Regions from separate parts of the Homo sapiens genome. Here region 2 is linked to region 1. A link is a contact called in ENCODE Hi-C or POLR2A ChIA-PET data. All regions are on one chromosome and are shown on one strand. The core of a region is the stretch at or near the end of the contact, and the rest is flanking DNA. Distances in the headings are between cores, read along the strand shown.

Region 1 (2,635 bases), core at 54-2,553:
GATTCTTAATGACAGACAGCAGTAAAATACTGGTTGTAAATTTGTCACTATTTATTAATCTGAGGTTGAATAACCACTCAAGGGCACTTAGATGATCTGAACAAATATGTAAATCAGATTTGGATTTAAATGTCTACATTTAAGTTGTCTGATTTTCAGATACCATTTGCTGGTGTACGAACCCACCAAAGGAAATACTTCCTAATTATTTGCTTTCAGTTTACAGTTTCACCTCCAAGTAAGGGTGGAAAGATTTAAAACAACATACGCGTGCCTAGACATTTCAAAAGCAGGCTGCTGCAAAACTAGTGCTAACAAATTCATCCTGTCTTTTAATATAGACAGAAAACCCACTTCCACTAATAGCATGAAAGGACAGAAGCAAGAAAGCAATGTAGAGGAACCCTAGTCTCACATAAATGACAAGTGTGATATAGCAAATCTCTCGATGAATTCAACTGTAAAAAAGAACAACGATCCCACCCCCAAGCAAAAAAAAAAAGAAAAAAAAAGTGCTTTGATTAGGGATTTCAGAGCCTATTAATTTTAGAAGCAGTAACATTAGCCTCCCAGTCTATGTCGTCACTAGAAGCCCTTTGGGTTTTGAGAATTCCCACTTGTGTCGCATCTTTCTACATAATAACAAGCTACCAAAAGACTGAAGTGAATGCAAAAAACGACTAGGTTCTAGGGAAACCAGATGAGATATAAAAGAATCCAACAAGAGACTAATAAGGGTCCACCTGTCCCCAGGGCCCAGGAATGATCGTCCCCACATGGGGCCAAAATAAGGTTGGAAATAACTGACTCCATGCTCTGACCATGGCAGGGGGTGAGCGCCTGCCATGCTCATTCCAGAGGTACAGGACCAGGAAAGGGAAAGCATCCGACTGCCTCCCAAGGTCTCCCGGCATAGACCGTTAGCGGCACCCTCCCCTTCAGTCTGAGACAGCGACGTTGTCCCGTCCTGACACTTAACTCTCCTGGTGGGGTCCCTGTCCGGCCTCCATCCCAGCCTTTTTCCCGCTGCCCTCAGGATGCTCACTTAAGGAAACCGACGTGCTCTTCTCCGTCTACCAGCACTCGGGCCGCCGAGATCCAGTCCTGAGGCTTCACCCCTGGAACAACTGCACGCCCCTCAATCTTGAAGCGATCTCCTATGCCGACCCCACTCCCTCCCGATCCCTCAGCAGCAGCCCCGGGCACCTCCGAGCTCTGGACATCCCCCGATAGCAGCAGCAGCAGCAGGACGGGAAAGAAGCCCCACAGAGCGGCCGCCATGACAGCAGCTCTGCACTCAGACCGGCAGCCCCGGAAGCCCTCCCAGTCTCCCGGCCGCCACCGCCGCCGCTGGCGGCTTGATGTTGTCATCACTGCGCGCCCGTTTCTGTCATAAGCTGTGGGATCCAACCAGAGGGAAGAGATCATGGCCGATCGACTAGCGAGGCGGAAGTAAGGCGGAAGTACTGCCCTTAACTCCCGGCACTCTGGATTGGAAGACGGCGCACAGAGCCTGTGTCAAGTGCCTATGAAGGGGACTGCCCATGAAGTGAAAGTCAAGTGTGTGTTGCTGCGGCAGCCACGGAGGCCAAGGACCTCACGGGAGTAAAAGATGACGAGACTGGCTTCGGGAGAAACACCATCCAGAAGAGACCTTTCAAAAAACTTCTAGAGACTCCCCAAGACGTATGAGATGAAAGGCTTCTTCTGTCTGTGTGCGTTTAACTCATTTCTCCTTAGCCCCGAGATTACGCGCTGCTGTGCCTGCGACTGCAGCGTTTACGCCGAGATAACTCGTGGATTACAGTGCCAACCTTACTCCCAAAGTTTGCCACGAAATATCTCGCTTCTGTTATTTTCGCATGGTTCTGGTATATTGACTTTTGAAACAAAAGACATCATTCTGTTTATAGCATTCTGTTTTTAGTAGTGGGATTTCCATCTACAAAATATAGTAATTCTCGATCGCTGAAATGTCAAATCCTAGAAAACGTAGCATTCCTATGCGTGATAGTAATACCGGTCTCGAACAGTTGTTGGCTGAAGATTCATTTGATGAATCTGATTTTTCGGAAATAGATGATTCTGATAATTTTTCGGATAGTGCTTTAGAAGCCGATAAGATCAGGCCTCTGTCCCATTTAGAATCTGATGGAAAGAGCTCTACATCAAGTGACTCAGGGCGCTCCATGAAATGGTCAGCTCGTGCTATGATTCCACGTCAAAGGTATGACTTTACCGGCACACCTGGCAGAAAAGTCGATGTCAGTGATATCACTGACCCATTGCAGTATTTTGAACTGTTCTTTACTGAGGAATTAGTTTCAAAAATTACTAGAGAAACAAATGCCCAAGCTGCCTTGTTGGCTTCAAAGCCACCGGGTCCGAAAGGATTTTCGCGAATGGATAAATGGAAAGACACTGACAATGACGAGCTCAAAGTCTTTTTTGCAGTAATGTTACTGCAAGGTATTGTGCAGAAACCTGAGCTGGAGATGTTTTGGTCAACAAGGCCTCTTTTGGATACACCTTATCTCAGGCAAATTATGACTGGTGAAAGATTTTTACTTTTGTTTCGGTGCCTGCATTTTGTCAACAATTCTTCTATATCTGCTGGTCAATCAAAGGCCCAGAT
Region 2 (2,635 bases), core at 46-2,545, 6.5 Mb after region 1:
TTTTTTTTTTTGGCAAACTAACATTGAAATGCCTCCTTATTTGGAAGAATCCCACTCTGGATACCAAAGAGGGTTAGATTCTTGGCCGGGCGCGGTGGCTTACGCCTGTAATCCCAGCACTCATAATATAAAAATTAGCCAGGCGTGGTGGTGCGTGCCTGTAGTCCCAGCCACTCAGGAGGCTGAGGCAGAAGAATGGCTTGAACTCAGGAGGCGGAGGTTGCAGTGAGGTGAAATCGCTCCACTGCACTCCAGCCTGGGCGACAGAGCAAGACTCCGTCTCAAAAAAAAAAAAAAAAAAAAAAAAAAAGAGGGTTAAATTCTTCCATCTCCAGGCACCCTGGAAGTGAGGGCTCAGAGCAATGAGGTTTGGCTGATGGAAGTCCTCCCCTGCAGGACTCTTAACCTTGGAAGAGGGACACAGAGACACAGGGAGATTTAGGGGTCTCCAAGGGGTGGCAGGGCTGCAGGAAAAAGAGTCCTTTGGCACAACATAGTTTCTTGTGTCTACTGCATCCCAACTGGGTTTCTTCCCTGACATGTCTGAAGCCAGGCTCTCAAAAGGCTTGGTTTCCCTTGATTTGGCCCTTTTTCTGAGCCTAGTCTCCAGTTGTCTTGTGAATTCTATGAGGCACTAATATACTTTCCATAATTCTATCTCTGATGAAATTAGCCAGAGTTGGTTTATTTTGCACTTAAGAACCCTCGCCATATATCCTCTGATCTATTTGCAGTTTTAATCTCAGGATGGAAGCATGTGGGAGGCGAATGGGGATCACTAATCCTTCTCATGCTGTTAGGGGGAAACACAGGTGTGAACACATTGCTTCTGGGGTGCTTGTGTGTGTTTTAAATACATATATAACAATCTTACTGAGATACAAGTCACATACTATAATATTGACCCTTTTAAAATATAGAATACAGTGGGTTTTAGTATATTCGCAGAGTTTAGCAATCTTTATTCTGGTTGTTAGTTTTTGTTTTGTCTTAAATAAAGCTCCTTTCAAGCGTTTCTTCAGACCCAAGGGACTACTCGGAATTTACACGACCTACTCCTGTCATGGCCTTTACACGGAGCAATTCCAAGGGTTTCCTTTATAAATAACGTCGTATCTCCCTAATAGGAAGACGTCTGAGTAAGGTCACTTTTGGTGAGACATTTACAGTCTCTCATCTCTAAGCTCACTCAATTCACCTAATTTAATTCGAGCAGCTCACTCATTCGCTCACTTATCGCAGACCCCGCCTCGGGACTGGGCCTCCCTGATTCGCTGGGGCCGAGTGACGTCCTCAGATCGCGACCCTGGGAGTGGAGTGGGGGCAGCGTGGTTATGTGGCTGGACCGCCGCGGATGGCTCAGGGTTCTTGGACATTGGCGCTACGACCTTAGGCGCCCTAGCTTTACCAGGACTTGGAGTGGCGATAAGGGCCCAATGGCAGAAACAGTGTCTACCCAGGTTGGGACAGAGGGCGGGCTGAGGGCTTCGCATCAGCAAAACGGTGACGCTGGTGGCGACGCGAAGGTTGAGCTGTCCCCCGGGCCCCCGAAGCCGGCTGGCCGGGAAGTGGAGCCGGCCCCAGTAGGCGGGGAGCATCCCTCGGCTGCAGCCCCAGGCCCGGGCAAGCATAAGAAGCGGCGGGGCGCAACCAGGGAGCGTGTCGTGCCGCCCCCGAAGAAGCGGCGGACCGGGGTGAGCTTCGGAGATGAGCACTTTGCAGAAACCAGTTATTACTTCGAGGGCGGCCTGCGTAAGGTGCGGCCCTATTACTTTGACTTCCGGACCTACTGCAAAGGTCGCTGGGTGGGCCACAGCTTGCTGCACGTCTTCAGTACCGAGTTCCGAGCTCAGCCCCTGGCCTACTATGAGGCCGCGGTCCGGGCGGGCCGCCTGCAACTCAACGAGAAGCCGGTGCAGGACCTCAACATCGTGCTCAAGGTGGAGTCCTGATGGGGCTGGCCAGAAGCGGGCGAGGAAAAGGGGCCGGGTTTTGTTTTGTTTTGTTTTGTTTTTTAGTCTTAGTAAAGCATAGGTACTGGATTAAAATCATGGCAATTCTAAAGCGTTCTCGCTTTCATTTGGAACACTATTTTAGCCCGTTTCCCACCTCCGCAAGTGGCCAGGGTGTCTGTGCTTCAGGACTCAGCCTGTTTATCCTCTTCCTCAAGGCAGCTTCCTTGTTTCCAAGGGACAGAAGTTGGAATTTTCATAATTCCTTTAAACACCGTCTTGTGGCAAGGGCACTGATCACTTTACCCTGCGTTGTAGATCTCTGTGCAAATAGTAATAATAGGGGCTATCATTTATGTCTCTTTACTGTGTGCTGGGCACAAAGTTAAACATTGTATGTCCACTAATTCTAATGACAGCCTTGTGAAGTAGGTATTGCCACTCCATTTTACCTCTGAGGAAACTAAGGAAACTCACAGGGGTAAGGCTATCAACAGTGCCACTACCAAAGCCTATGTTCCTATAACTACTACTTAAACTATTTAACATAGAGTTATGAGATGTCAGGGATAGAGACTAGAATTGTTTAGCCCAGTGCTTTGACTCCTTTAAAATTCCATCACATCTATGAGGTACCAGACACCCCTGTCAGAAGTAACACTGTTTACCTCTCAGTAACACTA

Evidence for each region. Hi-C counts contacts between places; a loop is a spot of excess contacts on that map. ChIA-PET counts read pairs that join two places held with the same protein, here RNA polymerase II (POLR2A). Pooled maps may share reads with other maps.
Region 2: a map of gastrocnemius medialis shows a loop between it and region 1 (11-fold over the local background). The contact joins the promoter of RPUSD2 here to the promoter of EMC7 in region 1. A Hi-C loop is called at or near these places in 1 of 168 maps with a recorded cell type or tissue (gastrocnemius medialis) and 3 of 50 pooled maps. POLR2A ChIA-PET finds 5 or more read pairs at or near these places in 1 of 52 experiments (WTC11).

What each region holds. Positions count from the first base shown.
Region 1 is chr15:34,100,559-34,103,193 of GRCh38, forward strand. EMC7 (ER membrane protein complex subunit 7) reads right to left here and starts at 1,304. Exons shown (of 5, transcript NM_020154.3): 1 at 1,046-1,304. The coding sequence starts at 1,281. PGBD4 (piggyBac transposable element derived 4) reads left to right here and starts at 1,525. Exons shown (of 1, transcript NM_152595.5): 1 at 1,525-2,635. The coding sequence starts at 1,974. RefSeq lists enhancers at 448-1,305, 915-1,614, 1,645-1,734.
Region 2 is chr15:40,568,004-40,570,638 of GRCh38, forward strand. It overlaps RPUSD2 (RNA pseudouridine synthase domain containing 2), which reads left to right and starts at 1,296. Exons shown (of 3, transcript NM_152260.3): 1 at 1,296-1,940. The coding sequence starts at 1,335. RefSeq lists enhancers at 1,238-1,567, 1,629-2,128, 1,878-1,927.